Linked DNA regions of Homo sapiens: region 1 is linked to region 2. Evidence: chromatin loops called from intact Hi-C (ENCODE). Cell type or tissue: PC-3. All regions are shown on one strand. Each heading gives the region's core, and the rest is flanking DNA. Links, peaks and the distances in the headings are about the cores only.

Evidence for each region. A loop is a pair of places that touch in the nucleus more often than their neighbours do. Peaks named below come from ENCODE experiments on the same cell type or tissue, not always from the same donor. Only the 100,000 strongest peaks of a DNase experiment are listed, where the experiment ranks them.
Region 1: a loop joins it to region 2, with 8 times the contacts of the local background. A loop is called at or near these places in 6 of 110 quality-filtered maps.

The regions. Positions count from the first base shown.
Region 1 is chr7:17,642,671-17,653,619 of GRCh38, reverse strand. No RefSeq gene overlaps it. Among named protein-coding and RNA genes, the nearest start is that of LINC02889, 89 kb to the right of the region's middle. In PC-3, for the core only: a CTCF peak has its summit at 6,792 (motif pointing right); no DNase peak of the experiment used is centred there.
Region 2 is chr7:16,884,498-16,895,446 of GRCh38, reverse strand. It overlaps the pseudogene LOC100131425. Among named protein-coding and RNA genes, the nearest start is that of AGR3, 8.0 kb to the right of the region's middle. RefSeq lists a silencer at 3,788-4,082. In PC-3, for the core only: CTCF peaks have their summits at 3,048 and 3,928; DNase peaks (open chromatin) are centred at 3,916 and 5,376; H3K27ac peaks cover 2,855 bases.

The DNA of each region.
Region 1 (10,949 bases), core at 3,750-8,749, 760 kb before region 2:
CAGAAGGAACTAACTCCGCCAATGCCTTATCTCTGACTTCTAGCCTCCACAGCGCTGTGATACAATGAATTTCTGTTGTCTAAGCCACCCATTTTGTGATACTTTGTTACAGCAGCCACAATAAAGTAATAAAAGGGTCTTTGCTGAACTACTGTCATAGACTGACTTGGTAGGAGAAACATGTTAGGAGCAGTGGGCCATCAGGAAACTCCTTGAAGCTGTGAGACTGTTAGATAGGGTGGGCAATCGGTTCTTGTCTTTATCCATTTTGTGGAAAGACACAAACACCACCCAGCTGAGCAGAATAGGGCAAGGCAGCTGACCTAGCCAAAGGCCTCCTAGGAGCTTTTACCCAGCGCTCATCTGAATGGGAGGGGTTTAGGAGAAGTTGAATTTCCTACGTGAGCTGTAAAGAGATGTTATGGCTTCCAAAGAGATTATTTGAGGTGCATAGATGGTTTGGAAGAAAAACTCGTAAACGCTAACTTTTGCCATTGGCATTTAAAGAAAGTTAATAATCTGCAACAGTTATTTTATACTCCACTGCTCTGAAAGATTATGGTTACATAATCAAAGTAAGATTACATACTCTGAAAGATTATGAGATATAAAGAATATGTATAAACCTTAGTATTTTAGTTCATGTTTAGGACTTCTGAAAGTCTGCCCTATTTCTCCCTCTGCCTCTCTGTCTCTTTGTCCCTGTGAATTATGTGGGTGACAGTGCACTTTTTTTTTTTTAGATGGAGTCTCGCTCTGTTGCCCGGCTGCAGTACAGTGGCGCGATCTCAGCTCACTGCAATGCAACCTCTGCCTCCTGGGTTCAAGCGATTCTCCTGCCTCAGCCTCCTGAGTAGCTGGGACTATAGGAGCCCACCACCACGTCCAGCTAATTTTTGTACTTTTAGTAGAGACGAAGTTTCACCATGTTGGCCAGGATGGTCTCGATATCCTGATCTCGTGATCGGCTCACCTCAGCCTCCCAAAGTGCTGGGATTACAGGCATGAGCTACTGTGTCTGGCCGACAGTGCACATGTTTTGATCCTTGACTCATCCTATTACCTATTTGCTGTTATGTTTATGTTGAAAAAATGTTGCTGCTGTTAATATGGCTGCTATCCTAATGTACAAAACAAAGGATGTCCAAGTGTTACCTCCCAAGCAAAGAGATCTTATTAATGGTGGAAGTGAAAAGCCCCAAGACACTCACTGAGTGAGTGAGGCTACAAGAGGGGCCCCAGGCCTGTAAACAATCTGTTATCATTGATGTCTTTCCAGTTTCTCCCACCAGTGTATAATTTAAAACTCAGTTGGCCTGTGCTTTTTGACTTGATTACAACAGTTCCCAGCCTGTGAGGCGTTAAGCCAAAGTGGTTTTCATTAATTTGCCTTCTCCCTGAAGATTTTAGGCTTGCTGTTTCAAAGAAAGCTAGATACCACAATGAGCCAACTATTTGGTGAGAAGTTTCTCCTCGGGGAGAGAGCTGTTTGCTGCAATTCCAGCCTTCCAAATGTCAAACGTTACTCATTCTAGCTTTGGCTCTTGTAAATATGTGTAGTCCTTTTTATTTTAATTTGAGAGTGTTTGCCTCCACTGGTAGCTCAGGGAATTTTTACTTGCCGTTTGAAATCTAACCCTGGAACACAAAAAGTATGACTAATCCTACTTACTGGAATTTCAGTGTTTTCATCAAGGCTGCCTTTTCCATTTCCAATTTTATATAATAAGGGCAAAATACCAACTGGCAAACATATTCCTTTTTTTTCTTGGTTGCTGTACATTAAACTATCTACTGTGTTATAATAAAAAGTGATGCTTCATAATAGTGATTTTTGCAATTGAGACAAAACAGTTTCCAAGGGTATTTAAAGAGTGGATAGTTCATGATATGAATCCCCAGCTAATATATTTACACAAAGAAGCCTAAAGGTTTCAGCTGCTTTTCATCTTCTGTATGGCAAAGATATTAGGTTATCTCTAGGCAAGAAGAATGGTTAATACACTAGAGTCACAGCCAATGGAAAGATTTTAGAACAATATACAAACACTCGTGCCATAACACTGACTTAGTTAAGCAATTATTGTGATGACCATTGGAAAGATGAGAGTATCAGCTAACGCAAACCAAGTTTTTGTCTTCTTTCATAGGAATCCTTTATCATTTCCTTATGTCTTAGAGCTCCAAATGTGGATTTCTGGAATGCTGTTGGGAAGATCTCATATGAGGAAGCTCTAGTGGAATTGGGTTGAGACTTACTGACCAGGCAGTTCTTTAAAGACAATATCTGAGTAGCTTAGAGGGAATATAGGTACTAATTTGGAATGACCTAAAAAGAGATTTCCAATCCTTTCTGCTTTAAGCAATCACCTGGAGATTTGAAAAATGTAGATCTCCAGTTCCCATTCCCAGAGTTTCCAGTTCAGTGGGTCAGTGTACCTATGTTTGCTTCCAGATTATTCTGGGTGCTGTCACAACTGGGAACCCCTGGCTCCAGTTGTCAGTTTGTAACTGTATCTACAAAGAAATTATTATGAATTATTGGATCTGCAGGGGCTGCGGAATTTGGCATGTAAAGGAAAACTTTTTGCTTTGTGGTTTAATCTGCAGATCACCCTAAATCTCTTGTTGTTAGTATGGCTTCTTTGACTCCTCATGGCCTGACACACTTGTGGGTCAATTACTAAGCACTCAGCTGGAACTACTATGACCTGGCCCCGGGTGGATATCAGAAACACCTGTGGAGCTACTTGAAACTAGATTATTTTTTTCCAGAATTCCTGAATCACAGTCTTAGGGAGGGGTCCAGATATCCATTCTTCTATAAGCTTCATCGTTGATTTTGAAAAGCAGCTAATTTTGAGAATCTCTGAGTTATACTAATGGGGAGGAATATTGATTGACTGGCATTGGATACTAATTGAAGCTATAGAGAAATCACGTTAATTTGATTAAGATGATTAAAACTATTCATTTCACTATTCTATGATTTAGGCTTTGTGTTTGATCAACAGATATTTGGTAATGGTCATATGACCATTACAAGAGGGGGCAGAACTCTTTACCACTTGAAGTATATAAAAGCTTTCAGATACAGCTTAAGGTGAATCTTTAAGGCAAATATTTCCTTAGAACCTGAATAGGGAGTGAAGTAGGGGGGCATACCGTTCCGGGTGAAAAGGACAAAATGAATGAAGTGATTAAGATGGGAACTAGAATTCTGTGCTAGTAAGACAATGTGTCTTAGAGCTCCAAATATGGATTTCTGGAATGCTGCTGGGAATAACTTGTATGAGGAAGCTCTAGTGGCATTGAGTTGAGACTTACTGACCAGGCAGTTCTTTTAAGGCAAGATCTGAGTAGCTTAAAGGGAATATTGATATTAATTGACCTAAAAAGAGATTTCTAAACCTGGAAGACAATGTGTTTTCCATATATAGTGGGAAATAATGGAATATAAAATGTACAAAGTGGACTGGGGTCTTGGAAGTGGCTTGAAGTTGAAAGAAATCAGAAGCCATTACAGCATTTTTGTTGTATCAATTTACAGGAGTAAAGTGAAAACATTTTCTTTTTTTTTTTTTTTTTTGAGATGGAGTCTTGCTCTGTCGCCCAGGCTGGAGTGCAGTGGCGTGATTTCGGCTCACTGCAAACTCCGCCTCCCGGGTTCATCCCATTCTCCTGCCTCAGCCTCCTGGGCAGCTGGGACTACAGGCGCCTGCCACCATGCCAGGCTAATTATTTTTTTGTATTTTTAGTAGAGAGGGGGTTTCACCTTGTTAGCCAGGATGGTCTCGATCTCCTGACGTCATGATCCACCGGCCTCAGCCTCCCAAAGTGCTGGGATTACAGGCTTGAGCCACCGTGCCCGGCCAGTGAAAACATTTTCTCTTGGTAGGGTAGGCAGAAGTTCAGAGGCAGGGCTGTGGCAGTAATGCAGACTAAAGAGATGAGACTTGGTCTAGTAGTGCTGGGGGATTGGAGCAGGATAGATTTGGCAAACATGTATGGAAGTAGTCTAAATGAAAATTATTTTATTTGCAGATTATTTATACATTTTCTGCTTAAGAAAAAATTATCCTGCAGAAGAGGGCATAAAATATCTATCTCTGCAACTGCATAATAACTTCTTTGGTCAAACTGGTTTATTGTTTAAATGGTCAGCAAAAACATTCAGAATCAGCATTAGCAAGATATTTGGTTATGTTCCTGGTTGAAACTTAATATGAGCATACAGTCAGTATAGTTTATTGCTTGTGTAGCAAGCAGACAGACATTCACGTATTTGGGTATTGGGAATAAGCAGGTAAGACAAATCAGTATAATTAACTGTAAAGCTGCCTAAATAGTCCTTTTATCCCAATATGTGTAATGTTTGCGGTTTTAAATGCTTTTATACAAACAGAGTGACATTAAAAGACAAAGATTTTGAAATTTTCCTGGTTTCCTCCAATCATGCCCCTAGTATCTTTCAACATCCATTTCAAAAACTGCCTTGTGGGCAAATATTTCCTTAGATGCTCCTTTACATGCTTTACCTTCCATCTGATGGCTCCAGTTGTTTCTACTCTCCCTTCTCTCACTCCCAGAGTCTTGATGCCAGAGGACTCAAGTGAGCAGAGGTCTTTGGTCCAAGGCAGCAGATGGCCTCTGTAAAAATCAGAGGACTCTCTCTGCCGCCAGAGCAATGTAAGGGAGACTCAGACTAGCTGAGGTGGACTCCTGGAATCTGGGATCTGGGGTGGAGCAGAATAGGGAACAATGAGAGTCAGAAAAGATGTGGAAAGATCTGCTTTAAGATGTGGATATATCAGGTGTCAAGGTTGTAAAATAGCTTACAAGTAGGAAAGCAGTTCTATAAACATTCACCAGCAGGCACTGGGAAAATAGCACTGAACAGAGCTGGACATAGCCTTTGCTCTTGTAGAGCCATGCCTCAAAATAACCTCCATTTATGAGGAAAAAGATGGGGAATTATAGAATATATACCAACTCTTTATGCTTTTTGACCCTATGTCAGTTTTGTGGGAATAACTCCTGCCTTGCCGCAAAGCACAGCCTTCACACTTTATTAGATTCAATATTGTGTTGCTTCATGTCCTTAAACATGAAAATGAAATTGAAAGGTGGACAGATCTGAACAGCACAGATTTGGGGTGCTGGCTCTTATGGCTGAAGTAAAGAGCTATATGATGGCTTAATTTTTTTTAACAGTCTATGGGCTTTTTCTCAGGACACCAGTCCAATTTCTCTGTAATTGTTTTTTTTGTTCTCTTAGGAAATTCAGAGAGATTGCAATGTTATTAAGCTCATAATATTTTTCTTTTCTTTTTGAAGTTCTAGTTCATTTATTTTAACCTTTAATATTCCATTGTATCAATATACTACAGTTTTTTTAAACCCATTCTCCTATTGATATTTAGATTATCTCCAGTTTTATGTTCTGACAAACATAATCTCAAGAATTTCTTAATCATTATCTAATCAAAGGTTAAAGAATGGCCTCAATTATTACTATGAACAATAGCAAGAGAAATGTAATTTGTCCATCATGCTGTCAAATACAATAATGCCAATATAAATTTCCTTAATGAACAATGAACACTTCTATTCAGTTACAAAAATTTTTTGGCTAAGTGGTAGCTGGAGATTGGACTTTGTGCTAATACTTAGGTTAATTGCATCTCATGTTAATATGTCTTAGTGGGTGCAATTAAGTAGAATTATAACTTGTTCATGTTATAATTCCTTTTGCCTTTCTAATTCATCGGTGAACTCCCATAACTTAACTCCTCCTTCGTTTAGGTGTCTGCCGCTTCACAGGGGAGAGAATGTTAGGAGATTTTCTTTTATAGCTTAGGTTACTTTGACAGAGAAATATTAGGCATCATCTTAATTTCAGCATGATCATCCTTTTTTTTTTTTGAGATGGAGTTTTGCTCTTGTCGCCAGGCTGGAGTGCAATGGTGCAATCTTGGCTCACTGCAACCTCCACCTCCTGGGTTCAAGTGATTGTTCTGCCTCAGCCTCCCAAGCAGCTGGGATTACAGGTGCCTGCCACCATACCCAGCTAATTTTTGTATTTTTAGTAGAGACGGGCTTCCACCATGTTGGCCAGGCTAGTCTTGAAGTCCTGACCTCAGGTGATCCACCCAGCTTGGCCTCCCAAAATGCTGGGATTACAGGTGTGAGCCAGTGCACCCAGCCATCATCCCTTTTTGAAGGCAGAACCACTGGATATGTCAATCAGTTGCTGGAAGATTCACTCCCATGGTCCTTCTAACACCATACCTTGGCCACATCCTCAACTGGAATTCAAACTTGGGGTTAGAAGGAAAATGCTCTTCACCAGCCCTTAAAGATTTCTAACGTAAACTTACAGCAGTAGTCCCTTAAATATGAAGAATAATCAAGCTCAATAAATACTTTGATATTTTTGAAAAAAATGACAGATTTTCGGCATTGAGAAATTCTCTGAAGTATAAGCATATCCAAGAAGAATGTCATATATTCTGTCCTTTTCTTGCTAGATGGAATGTTTAAAAGCTGGATAACACTGCATTCGAATGTTAATTCATGTTTTGGGTTCAGTTTCATAGCTCAGCATCTGATATTTATTATGAATTCACCTGAGGTATATTTTCTTTATTTTTTAAGCGATATAGTCCCTAGTTTGAAAGATAACTTGAGAGATTGATTCTTGACACAGTTAAATTCTCTTTCTCTTGAGCCGTGTTTTTTAACCTCAGATATTGGTCTTAAAAAAAAAAAAATCCAGTGCCAGAAACTCCCAGCAGATGTCATTGTAAGGCAGATTTGTTTAGCAAGGCTTTTCTAGAATAGTGAATAGAATTGTTGCATATAGTAGTGATGTGTGTATTAGGCACTGGAGTTAATTGATTCTAGTCTCATCAGAGTGGGATTTGTTATGAAGAGGTAAAGAGATTCCTGGGATTCTTGCCTGTCCTTTTATAATGTGGGAGCACTGCTTTTCTGCAATATAAGTTAGAGAACAAGAGTAACAGCTTTTCACCCAAGCATTTCCTGGGCTACTCTACCTGGGGCTACCAGCTTAGCACAAGGCATGACTGTGTTCTGCATGGGACAGAAGAGCCATGGGGAGGAGACTGTTGCTTAGACATATAATGTAGTAAGTGAGGGAGGTGCAGTTTCAAATCAGAGAGCCTCACTAATTCTAGACTCCACACCCTTAGTCCTGAAGGGAAAATACAAATGGACATGAAAACATGTGTCCCAATAGAGCACATCTGGTCCTTATCTAAAACGGAAAGGCGAATTATATTGGAACTGCCTAACTGATTTCATGGATATCAATTTCAAGTGAAAAAAACATTTATTCCCAGGGAAGGTCACGATACATTGTCTTATTTACTATAAATGTAAATGAAAGTCAACCTAAATTCGCCTTTGTTTCCATGTATATATGTGGTGATATATGTTGGTTACCTATGAAGATCTTATTCTTTTACTCATCAATATTGTAAGAGCTTGTTTCTCACTTAACGATTTTTACATTGCTTGATTAGATTTTAAAAATAAACTCCTTTGATGAAGCCCTCTTTTAAAGCCAGAAATATACTTTGTATTGTATAACATTAACTGAAATGCAAATTGCTTAGAAAATGTTAATACAATGTGTTTGGAAATCAACTACTTTTAAAAAACTGCAGGGATCAGGTAAAAGAGGAAAACTATATCAAAGATGGAAGGATGAAAGTGTGAGGAAATAGTAAAAGATATGGACTTGGATATGGATTTGGATATTCCAACTGAGTATCTCCACTTAACTGACTCAACATATTAACCAATTTTTTTTTCTTATACTATCTGATGTCTGTATCATCCTGAAAGTAAGCTAGCAGGATCCCCACAGTTTTGCTTTCCCAATAGAATTGTGTGCCTGCCAAGGGTCAGGTGAGTTTGTCCCAATCCTGTTTATGCCACCTATACTTGCCATTGAATTAAAGTGGGTAATTGCAATATTATGTGAACCGTGAAATATGACTGCAAAATAAAAGGGGATTTTTATTTCTCTGAAAACTAATTATATATAATGCTTAGAAAGACTTGATAAAGAGAAGTTACTAGACTTGCTATTAAATTTGGATGTGGATGAAACAAATATAAGAGGTTGGAGGGGAAACTGAAAATCTTGAAGGCCTGTATTCTAAAATTTCTGCAAAATTATTTCTGGGTTCTTGCAAGGGAAGTGGGGATTTGGAGAGAACGCCTTGTGGATGTGGGTTATTCAGGAAAGATGATATGGATTTCTAATCAGATAATGTGCACTCAATAAAAGGAGACCCTCTACATTAAAAGATTGGTAAATTCATGTTTATTTTCAGGTTTTAAATTACAATATTTGATTTTAAAACTCCTCTACTTTGTTCAGCTTTTTCAAGTAACTGACAAACTATCGATATTGATCTTACCAGATGAAAGTTACTGCTCTGCATTTTAAAAATAATTTTTAATTATAGGCTATGGGTATTAGCCTGTTTTCATGCTGCTGATAAAGACATACCCAGAGGCTGAGGCGAGTGGATCACAAGGTCAGGAGATCGAGACCATCCTGGCTAACACGGTGAAACCCTGTCTCTACTAAAAATACAAAAAATTAGCCAGGCGTGGTGGCGGGTGCCTGTAGTCCCAGCTACTCGGGAGGCTGAGGCAGGAGAATGGCATGAACCTGGGAGGCGGAGCTTGCAGTGAGCAGAGATCGTTCCGCTGCACTCCATCCAGCCTGGGCGACAGAGCGAGACTCTGTCTTAGAAAAAAAAAAAAAAAAAAAGACATACCCAAGACTGGGTAATTTACAAAAGAAGGAGATTTAATGGACTTACAGTTCTATGTGGCCAGGGAGACCTTACAACATGGTGAAAGGTGAAAGGCACATCTCACATGGCAGCAAACAAGAGAAGAGAGCTTGTGTAAGGAGACTCCCATTTTTAAAACCATCAGATCTCATGAGACTTATTCACTATCACAAGAACAGCACAGGAAAGACCTGCCCCCATGATTCAATTACCTCCTACCAGGTCCCTCCCACAGCACATGAGAATTCAAGAAGAGATTTGGGTGGGGACATAGCCAAACCATAATATTCCACCCCTGGACCCTCCCAAATCTCAAGTCTTCACATTTCAAAACCAATTATGCCTTCCCAACGGTCCCCCAAAGTCTTGACTCATTTCAGCATTAACTCAAAAGACCACAGTCCAAAGTCTCATTCGAGACAAGGCAAGTCACTTCCACCTATGAACCTATAAAATCAAAAGCAAGTTAGTTACTTCCTAGATACAATGGGGGGTACAGGCATTGGGTAAATACAGCTATCCAAATAAAAGAAATTGGCCAAAACAAAGGGGCTACAGGCCCCATGTAGGTCCAAAATCCAGCAGGGCAGTCAAAACTTAAAACTCCAAAATGATTTCCTTTGACTCCATGTCTCATGTCCAGGTCATGCTGATGTAAGAGATGGGCTCCCATGGCCTTGGGCAGCTCTGCACCTGTAGCTTTGCAGGGTATATGCCCCCTTCTGGCTGTTTTCATGGGCTGGAATTGAGTGTCTGTGGCTTTTTCAAGTGCACAGTGCAAGCTGTCAGTGGATCTACCATTCTGGAGTCTGGAGGATGGTGGCCCTCTTCTCACAGCTCCACTAGGTAGTGCACCAGTGGAGACTCTGTGTGAAGGCTCTGACCCCACATTTCCCTTCTGCACTGCCCTAGCAGAGGTTCTTCATGAGGGCCCCACCCCTGCAGCAAACTTCTGCCTGGGCATTCAGACATTTCCATACATCTTCTGAAATCTAGGCAGAGGTTCCCAAACTCCAATTCTTGACTTCTGTACACTTGCAGGCTCAACACCGCATGGAAGCACCTCTGAGGCCATGGCCAAGCTCTACGTTGGCCCCTTTCAGCCATGGCTGGAACAGCTGGAACACAGGGCACCAAGTCCCTAGGCTGCATACAGCATGGGGACCTTGGACCTGGCCCACAAAACCATTCTTTTTTCTCCTAAACCTTGGGCCTGTGATGGGAGGGACTGCAGCAAAGGTCTCTGATATGACCTGGAGACATTTTCCCTATGGTCTTGGTGAACAGTTGGCTCCTCGTTACTTTGGCAAATTTTTGCCACCAGCTTGAATTTTTCCTCAGAAAATGGGATTTTCTTTCCTATTGCATTGTCAGGTTGCAAATTTTCCAAAATTTTATGCTCTGCTTTCCTTTTAAAACTGAATGCCTTTAACAGTACCCAAGTTACCTCTTGAATGCTTTGCTGCTTAGAAATTTCTTCTGCCAGATGCTCTAAATCATCTATCTCAAGTTCAAAGTTCCACAAATCTGTAGGTCAGGTGCAAAATGCCACCGGTCTCTTTGCTGAAACATAACAAGAATCACCTTTGCTCCAGTTCCCAACAGGTTCCTCATCTCCATCACAGACCACCTCAGCCTGGATGTCATTGTTCATATCATTATCAGCATTTTGACCAAAGCCATTCAACAAGTCTCTAGGGAGTTCCAAATTTTCTCACATTTTCCTGTCTTCTTCTGAGCCCTCCAAACTGTTCTAACCTCTGCCTGTTACCCAGTTCCAAAGTTGCTTCCACGTTTTTGGGTATCTTTTCAGCAGTGCCTGCTCTACTGGTACCAATTTACTGTATTAGTCCATTTTCATGCTGCTGATAAAGACATACTTGAGACTGGACAATTTACAAAAGAAAGAGATTTAATGGACTTACAATTCCACATGGCTGAGGAGGCCTCATAATCATGGTGGAAGGTGAAAAGCACATCTCACATGATGGCAGAGAAGAGAAGAGAGCTTGTGCAGGGAGACACCCATTTTTAAAACCATCAGATCTCATGAGACTTATTCACCATCACAAGAACAACATGGGAAAGACCTGCCCCATGATTCAGTTACTT
Region 2 (10,949 bases), core at 1,998-6,997:
CATGCAGCCAACAATCCTTTGGAAAAAAAAATCAGTGACACTGATTATTAGAGAAATGCAAATCAAAACCACAGTGAGATACCATCTCATACCAGTCAGAATGGCTATTTTGAAAAAGTCAAAAAGTAACAGATGCTGGTGAGTTTGTGGAGAAAAAGGAATAGTTAAACACTGTTGGTGTGAGTGTAAATTAGTTCAACCATTGTGGAAGACAGTGTGGCAATTCCTCAAGACCTAAAGACAGAAATACCATTTGATTCAGCAGTACCATTACTGGTTATATACCCAAAGGAATATAAATCATTCTATTATAAAGACACATGCACATGTATGTTCATTGCAGCACTATTCACAATAGCAAAGACATGGAATCAACCTAAATGCCCATCAATAATAGACTGGATAAAGAAAATGTGGTACATATATACCATGAAATACTATGCAGCCACTAAAAAGAATGAGACTATGTCCTTTGCAGGGCCATAGATGGAGCTGGAGGCCTTTATCTTTAGCAAACTAACACAGGAACAGAAAACCAAATACTACATGTTCTCACTTCTAAGTGGGAACTAAATGATGAGAACACATGGACACACAGAGGGGAACAGCATAAACTGGGGCCTATTGGAGGGTGGAGGATGGGAGAAGGGAGAGGAGAGGAAAAAATAACTAAGTCGTACTAGGCTTAATACCTGGGTGATGAAATAATCAGTTCAACAAACCCCCATGACACAAGTTTACCTATGTAACAAACCTCCACACATAACCCTGCACTTAAAATAAAAGTTAAAAAAGTAGAAAAGAAAAAAATCAGAAAAAAAATAGGTGAGTGGCTAAAGAAATTGAGATCTGTTTATATAGTGGAATAACACTCGGCAATAACAAGGAATGAACTACCAATACAAGACATAACATGGATGAATCTCAAAAATGTGGTTAGCATAAGAAGCTAAACACGAAAGACCGCATTCTATATAATTTTATTTAGAAAAGACAAAATTAATCTATACAGACAGAAAGAATAGTGGTTGTCTAGGGTTTAGGGTGGGCCATTGACTACAAAGTGGCACAAGGAAATTTTGGAAACTGATGAAAATATTCTGTATCTTAATTGTGCTAGAAGTTACATAAGACTTTCTTCAAAAGTCTTAGAAATGTAATTTTAAATGAATGCATTTTATTCAAATTAAATATCATTAAAGATGTAAAAGTATATATGTGTAAGTGTGTGTGTATATATATATATATTTGTATATTTTTCTAGATTCAAATCATGCCACCTTCAGTAACATCATAGTTAAGTCAGTCACCTGTTGTTGACACTCATTCTGGCTCCTCATGTTTTCTGCCCCATACAGACAAAAGTCATTGCTATATAAAAATAGCTACTGGTCATTTTGCCCTGTGGTCTCTCAGATATACCAAGGTGACTTTGAGCACCTTCTTTCTGCCGAGCCTCCTTTCCCATGTGCACTCAGTCATCATTTGCCTACCATTAACAGGGAATACTAATGAAGTGGAAAGGGGCAGGATATATGGATAGTATGCAGCTCTAGATTTAAGTATTGTAGTCCCTCCTTCTCATTTGCATCCCATCCAAGTTACATTACTCTTTGTCCTTTGCTTCTCACTGTGTTCTGACTCAATAAGCCACATAGTTTGAGGTCTTAATTTGGTCTATGAGACCTTGGATCCTGACTTCTGAAACAGTAGCATTGTTAGAAGCTATCATGGCATCATGGTAATTTCTCATCTTGACAAGACTACAATCTAACTATACACTGTGAAATTCAAAGATGTACAATGGAATCAACCTTAAGAATTGGAATTTTTAAGACATTTGAACAAAAAAAAATACATGTAACAATGAAATAGAGAGAAAACCCCTAAGTAAAAGTGGCCAAACAATGAGAAATAGTGGAATTAAAAGAAAGTAATTTCACATAATAGTAGAAAAATACAGTTCATCGTGACATCAATATGTCTCTGGTATTGGTGAGACAAGGTCCCCAATCATGATGATAATCAGTGATTGTTACAGTTATAGTGCCAAATATTAATAACATGTTCATATTTTTAAATTGTATGCTCCATTCACACTTTTGTCAGTGAACACTTGGCATAATTAAAACAGCGTGGCACAGACACATTGAGATATACATAGGTAGTAGTCCTCTTTCTTTCCATTATAAAAACAGCAGTTTTAATGCATGCAAAGATTAATATAACCCAGATAATTTAGCTGTAAGTTTCGTTCTGAATCACCAAGAAAATGGTACAAGTATTCAGAAGAACAGCTTAAATAATTACAGTAAATTCAAAACATTACCAAAATCACTGGTCTGAAATCAGTCATAGGTCCGTTTCTTCTCAATGAGAATAATCTACAGAAAACAAAAATATCAATCAAGTATCAAATAAGAATTAGGTAACTACTATGGGCTCAGTAATCTAAGCACTGCATACGATGTGAAAACACCTTGAACATGAAAACTGCCTGCTCTTAGGCCCTTGAAATCCAGTCTTTCTTCTTCAACAAATCTACATGAAACAGTTTACATATATTGCAAACTGGTGCATTAATTCTCATGTAGAGCAAAGGAAAAAAATCAGGACACTTTAAAACAAACTTTGTCACCAATACTGAGAACCCCACTCCTATCCCCAGTATCAGTCTACTAATTCCTGGGATCACCAAGGTAATGTAGTTATGTTAGACACGAGTCTGCCTTTCTGAATCTTCTGAGCTGTATCTGCCTCTTGATGCCCATCAGAATCAAGGCCTTCATCACAGCTTGAAAAAAGAAGATGTAGACATGTAAAGACCAAGCTTCTCTCTGCATATTTCATAAAATTTCCCTCCATGTGGGACCTTCCCATCACTAAAGCAATGTAAAAATTAGCAGCCCAGACCATTATCAAGAGGGTAATGAGAATGAACTTTGATACTTGTACTTGGAACCTAAACCAGAGATCTTGTGGGCTCTTGATAAGCCAAGTTATATATACACAGGCTGATATTCAACCAATAGATACTGGTACAGTCATCCCAGTTATTAATATGTCAAAGTACTTCCCTCAGGAGTTGATAAATAGGTACTGCAGCAGTTGTTCCCCATCAGGTCCTCCCTACACCCATATGGAGCACCCTTATTTTCCCCTGGAAGCCCTAGCCATCGCTAGATTTAATTCATTGGTACCTATGCTGCATCAATTGTTAGATATTCTGAATCTATTCCAATAGTGTGTGCCAGTTCACACACATAAAAAGATATATTTAATATAATATCCCTTGGGAGGATGGACTTTTCAGTTCACCCAGTTGCCTAGCAATAAATGGAAACATTAGTTGGGTCCCCTGCCCTCCAGCTGTTTGTAGATATTTTGCTTAAGTAAACAAATGTGACTGTACCTGGTAATTCTACTCTTAACACACAAATACCAGTAACCTGGGGTTCTTCACATCTTTAAGCAAAGAAACTTTGGAAACACCTGATAAAGTTTATAATTGAAGAATATTTGAAAGACAACTTAAGCTTTAAGCATTAAGCTCATTAGAAGAACTAGACTTAGTGATCTGGTCCAGTAAAATTCTCGTTTAGAACCTATTAGGAATATTCTGCACTGAAAATCCTTGGGGGCCTCTATCAGTTCTATTATCTATTAGGGGAAGAAATACCAAGATGTGCAAAGTGGTTAGGAGTTGTTCCTAGTCAATGTCTTAGGAAAATGAATGCAGCTGTCATACATATATTAAAATTCTCCTTTTTCCCCATGGCAAGGTGGATAGGCAAATCATATCACAAGTTCTTATCCAGGAACTTTGCACCACAATCTAAACATGTCTCTTTCCTCTACCATGTTCAAGTTTCACTTCACTGCTAGGTTGCCCGCTCTGCTTTCCTTTGATTGTAGTGACATCTAATGTCAGAGTCAGAGAGTAGCTCAGCTCAGCTCCTGTTCAGTTTCCAAATTGACTCTTCAGGTTGTAAACCCACCTCCTCGGCAGACAGACAGCTCACTAGGATAATTTGTTGGGCCAAGTAAAACATGAACAAAACTGAATTAAACTTGTTTAAATTGAAATGCAATTAGTACTTGAATCATGAATTTTCAAAACTGGCTCCTTCTCCTCTTGAGAGAAGTCTACCCTCTAAAAAATCATGTTTTGGGAAAATACCTAATACATCAGTCCATCTTATTGCTAAGAGAGTTTTCTCACTAGTTCCTGGGCTTAGTGGGCTCACTTGAATAATAGTTATATAATAAATAAGAGAAGCTAATATTTATTGGGAACTCATCAACTATCATTTTTTAAATACTCATTTATTTTCTCTTCCAAAAAAGGGAGCAACTTGACCTTTGTATTTGCTGTCTTATCTTCATTAACTACCAAAGAGCCTGCTCTAGGGTAGGCCCACATGTTTGGGAAGGTACTGCCTGCTTTCTGTCACTTTTCATGTTCTCTCACATTTCATCATTACAACACTTCTGTGCGATAAATATTATCAACATTTCTATTTGCATTAGTAATTTCTCTGTGGTCATGGTGGCTACTGAGCAGGATTGGAACCCAGACATCCTAGCCCCAGAATAGAAGGACCACTGGAGGCTGGATGCTCAGGGCAAATGGCCCCATGATCACTTCTCCTCGCATAACTAACAAGTCATGACAATTGTTAAGGCAATGACAACAATGTTAGAGGAAGTATCACAAAAGGTGGGATTGAAATCAGTGGTCACACTGTGAAGTAAGGTGTGAAAAGAAAATTCTCTTTTCGTGTTCATGCTTGACTAGAGAATCAATTCCTTGTCATGATCCCCTATGGGCCCACTCCTCCAGATGCCAGAACCTGTCTACTCTCCTTCTCTAGGACTCCCACTCTTAACTACTATGCATACTGACTTCCATAGTGGAAAGAACACAAAATTTGGGTTCAAATGATCTAAGTTTAAGACCAGGCTCTGCTACTTACTGTGAGTTTGGACAACTCACTCAACCTATGTTAGGTTCAATTTAAAGTGGAGTAAATGGTAGCATTCTATACAAGATGCCAAACTCAGCCCACATTCTTCTATTTTGAATATAGTAAGGAGACAATTATACCCACTTGGAAATGACAGATAGATGTACTTAGTCAAACTGAAAATTCAAGAAATCTCTCTAAGACAGCACAGACAGATGTGAGGACTGACATGCCCATAATCTAATACGTATAAAAGACAGCCTGCAGGGCTTAAGGGAAGGGACAGCACCTGCCTCCAAAAGGTTTGCAGTGGGGCCTGAAAATAAAGCTAAGTCATGCAATGATTTGTGGGAGAAATTGTTCATTCTGCTGGCATTTCCAGGAAGTACAATAAAACCTGGAGTCTTCATGCAGTGGGGAGCTACAAAGGCAACCACAGTGTAAACCTGACAAAGGTGCTGGCTTAGGAAATGAGGTCACTCTGGAGGTTTAATAGCTGGCTAAACCCCTTACAGAAGCATCTTATCATACAGATATAAAAACAAGATCTGTAGTCATAAACAAAACAATTTGAAGCTAGAAAAGAGGTTTCAAACTGAAAAGTGTGATTGCTAACTTTTTTACTGTAATGGGAACAATAAAGAATAAACTGACTACTACAAGGATCAAATCGGTTAAAAAAAAAAAAGAGAAATTCAGGCCTCTGTGGAGGCAGACTAAAGAGATGCAAATTATAAAGGACACATAGATAATAATGTCAGATTTCCAATACAGATGGTCTTACTACGGTTTGACTTATAATTTTAACTTTATAATGGTGCAAAAGCCATATGCATTTAGTGGAAATCATACTTTAAATTTTGAATTTTGATCTTTTTCCAGGCTAGTAATATGTAGTAGCAGACTCTCTTGTGCTGGGCAGAGGCAGCGAGCCCCAGCTCCCAGTCAGCCATGAGATCTGGAGGGTAAATCAATACTCTACAGTGCAGTGTGTTGCCAAACGATTTTACCCAGTTGAAGGCTAATGTAAGCGTTCTGAACACATTTAAGGTAGGCTAGGCTAAGCTACAATGTTCAGTAGTTTAGGTATATCAAATGCATTTTCAACTTGCAATATCTTCAACTTATAATGTGTTTATCAAGATGTAACTCCACCGTAAGTCAAGGAACATCTCAAATCTGGAAAACAAGTTTTACAGAAATAAAGAGTTGATCATAATGAAAATCAATAACCAGCTAGATGATAAGAAGAAACACTTCTAGAAACTGAACACAGCCTTGGGTGTTTATAATTAGACACATTTATTGAGTCTTAGGCAAAATTAAGAAGTAGCAATTTATATTTTATAATACCTTGATGAATTTTTTAACCAAAACACTTCTATTTTAGTCTTCGAAGAAACTCTTTTCTTCTTTTCCAAGATAATCATGATTAACTTACAAAAATGGGTATACATCTTCAAAACATTTCCCTTAATAGGAAACTTAGCTTTACAGGATCTAAACACTAAAAGGCAAAAAAAAAAAAAATCTATTTTCTTTTCATTACAAGACAAAACAGAATCCAGCATAAGTCAAGGAAACACATTCATACCTCAGGTCCTCCTCCTCCATGAACCAACATTATTATATTATTTCCGTTTAGCAAAATCTGATCTAATTTAGTATTCTTTCTTCTGGTGGGATTTCAAACTCAGTGATATCTTGCAGTACCATATTGACAAAGTTATCAAATCCTAGAAGAGTATCAACAATTTCCTTATCAGTTTTCATCACAATGAGAATTTTTGATTCTTACATTTGTCTACAAGCTCTAGCAGTAGCAGCTGTAAGGAGCTGGTACTAGTGTTAGCCGCCATAACTGTGATGGAAATGGCCTTGGTTAACATTTTTTTTTTTGGACAGAGTCTTGCTCTGTTGCCCAGGTTGGAATGCAGCGGTGCCATCTTGGCTCACTGCAACCTCCGTCTCCCAGATTCTAACGATTCTCCTGCCTCAGCCTCCTGAGTAGCTGGGATTACAGGTGTGCAACACCATGCCCAGCTAATTTTTGTATTTTTAATAGAGACTGGGTTTTGCCATGTTGGCCAGGCTAGTCTCGAACTCCTGACCTCAGGTGACTCGCCCGCCTCAGCCTCCCAAAGTGCTGGGATTACAGGCGTGAGCCCACCACGCCCGGCCTTGATTAACATTTTTAATTTTAATAACAAGCAAATAATTCTACAAGCTTCTAGACAAGAAAAAAAGATAGGTCACACAATAACGACAGATGGTCCTCAAACCTTTCTTCCATACCAAATAGAAGATGGTGTACACTAAACAGTCAGAACCCTCAACAGCTATATCTAAAATGTACTGAACTATGAATAATCCAACATTCAAGCAAGCTCTCATTCCCATGAGATGAACAAAAAGGCATTTTAGACTTACAAAGATTAATTAATATCACCAATGTACCCTTCTTCTAAAATTATACACACACAAAAATTTTACCCAGCCTATTAGTAAAGTAAAATAAATAATGATAAAGATATGACATAAAAGAAATTTCAATCAAAAATGAAACTAAATGTCAAAAAAGTTTAAATATTTAATTATGAAATAAGCAAATGCTAAATAATGTTATCAATTAAGATGCTGCCTGATAGCTAAAAGTAACAAAAACTCAGCTGGCTTAAACAATACGAAGAAAATTTTTTTCTTAGAAAAAGCCCTAAGATACGACAGTTTCAGGCTGGAGGCTGGTTAAAATGGTGATTCTAATATTTTAACCAGCCTTCAGCCTGACACAGATTCTCTCCATCTTTCTCTCAGTCTCTTTAAGGTACATCAACGTTGTTCTTCCTAAGCATCCTCATGAAACTAAGGTGGCTGTCAGAGTTCAATACATTGCATCCAGATCTGACTATATCAGTGGAAATGGGAGCCATTTTCTTTACATTTATTGATTTTTATTAACGAGAGGAAACTTTCCTTATATTTCCCCTATTTCATCAGCAAGAATTATATCACATGTTTATGCCTAAACCAACAGTGATTTAGAAAGATGACCACCATGATTGGGTAAAAATAGACCAGGGGTTCAGCCTCATCACTAATGACATTTTGGGATGGATAATTCTTTGTTGGAGGGAGCTATTCTGTACATTGTTTAGAATCCTCCTTGCTCTCTACCCACTAGATACCTATAGCACCCTCCCCAATTGAAACAATCAAAAATGTCTCCAGACATTGCCAAATGTACCCTGGTTAAGAACCACTGGAATACACTAATCAATCTAGCCCCTGAGTCTGGCTATGGGGCCCACCTTAAATATAAAACAGCACGGTAGAAAGGGAAAAGCTGAACCAAATCAGTGTTTCAGAAAAGAGAGCTATATGAAAGAAAAATAGTCTTAAGTAAACAACCAACAATATTTTGTACAGTAATTCTTTAAAAACAATATATAGCAATGGTAAAAATATGAACTTAAAATTCTGTATTAATCAACTAAGAGGGGTCAGGTGTAGTGGCTCACACCTGTAATCTCAGCACTTTGGGAGGCTGGGCAACTTAGTGAGACCCTGTCTCTACAAAAAACACAAAAATTAGCTGGGTATGGGTGGCACGTGCTTGTGGTCCCAGCTATTCTGGAGGCTGTGGTGGGAGGATCGCTTGAGCCCAGAAGGTAGAGGCTGCAGTGAACTGTGATCATGCCACTGCACTCCAAGCTGAGAAATAGACTGAGGCCCTGTCTCAATAAATAAATAAATAAATAAATAAATAAATAAATAAATAAATAAAATCAAGAGGGAAATGAATGAAGAGTTTTAGCAGGACTGAGGACTGTCAGTGTATGGTTTAATCATCAAGCACAGAAAATGTCAATTTGTACTTACAAGAATATACAATTTAGTTGACTTTTAGAAATACATCTTTGAAAACTAATTTTCATTGTGGATTTGTATATACAATATTTAGCCCTTAAGAAGAAGATCAACTAGAGGTGCTATATTCTCTTTCAGGAGATAATCTTCTATTAGAATTTTTGAAGCTATCAAAATAAAATGATTCCCTATGGAAAGATTCATAATTTCCCTAGAAACATACTTTATTCTATGGCTTGGTGCTTTTATGTCTGCAACTTATGAATATATTTATTTTTTCATGTTAAAACATAACTTTTAAAACTCGGATCACATTATAACACCTTATTTGCCATCTTAAAAATGTTCTTTATCCTCTAATCTCATGGTAAGACCACATCCATATTCTCCAGCCTGTTGAACGGAGCCAAATGCCCCACACATCACTCAAGAGCCCTACCACTCTTTCCTCCCCACACCCGTTATTGTCTCCCTCCTTTCCCTGCTTCTGTTACTCTCTGGCTCTGCTTTCTTCTTCCCATTTTCTGTATCTATTCTTCATCTACTTGAGAACTATTTGGGGATCTCACTTCAGATTTACCATGGCTGCCTCCCAGCTCTGCACAATCCATTTTAATTTTATTCATGTCTTCCAAAACAGGCCCTCCCTGACCTGGGCTGAGGAAACTGGCCAGGCTGAGTCCCTGATCTCCACCATGGCAGGAAAAAATGATATGCCTGTTTAAGATATAAAAGCATTTTTATGGGAAAAAGTACAAAGTTATCACGACAAGCTACAGGTAAGAGCCTGATTGAAGGACTTGAATCTCTAATCCAAAAGCTACATGCACAATTCTACTTAATCTTACTTAGCTCACAGGGCAAATACCAAGGAATAAATCTCATTTATATTTATATTGTAAAAATACCACAGGTTTATCAAGTGTTTAGATGTAATACCCTGCAAGTTCAGAGACTTTATGCTTAATGGAAATAAAACATTATTGTTTTGCAATGGGAAGTGTAACTAATTTTGACAGAGCAAGAACCTGTAGGTTACAGACATTGATTATGAGAGGCTTATAAAAACACTATGCATTTAAATGTTTGGTATAAAATTGCACAGCTCAATAATGAATTCTGGAGGTATCTATTCCTTTAACCCAAAGAGTCTTTTTTCTCCAAACCCAATATTTTTAAAAATAACTATTTGCCTCTACAGGATTTAGAAAACAGTGATACATAAATGCTCTCTGCAAGACATTATTCTCTTTCATTTACTGAATAGTTTCACAAATACCTGTCCTAATATGGTACAATCTTCAATATTATTACATAAAAAAGAGGTTCAGAAGTATTCATTGAATGGCACCATTTGTGTTAATATACAAACATAAATAGGTAGATGTATAAACCGTTATTGCCTCAAGAAGACCCATAGACTGGGCAAGAGGAATACCTACTTTCCACTGTCAGCCTTTTAAAATGTATATATATTTTCTTAGTAAGAGACTGATAAACTGAAATACAGACAAACAGATGGACACATACACACACACACACACACACACACACACACAAAGTGAATAGGTAATCCTAATCCTATATTTAACCAATGATTTATGTGACCAATTAAACTTGTAAAAATATAGAACAATGCCCTCAAAAGAATCAACTCCAAGAGCAAAACAGCTTGATTTATTATTAAAAGAGTATATAATTAGACACACTTATATTCTGTTCCTGAATAGAATGAAACAGAGAGGCCCTACAATTTTGTAGCTTGGAAATTTAATGAAACATTTAAAATAATTATAAGGCAAGATGACTTATGTTACTTGTTTTATCTTGTAAAATTTTCTGTTGAAGAAGGTACTCTAAGCAGAGGCTAAAAGACAATATTTGAGATAATATTTCAGTAAGATTAAAATTAGAATTAAAACTGTCCTCCAGTGAACTGAACTTTCTCAAATTACTGGGTAACCCATCGGCTATAGAAAAATTATTTTCTTAATTAAAAATAGGATGTAATATGACCTACAGGAAGAGTCAATTGAAGCTGTTGACAATTCCAAATCCATTAACCGTAAGATTGATTTTGAAGATTATTGCAGGCAATTTTATGAAAAAATAAAT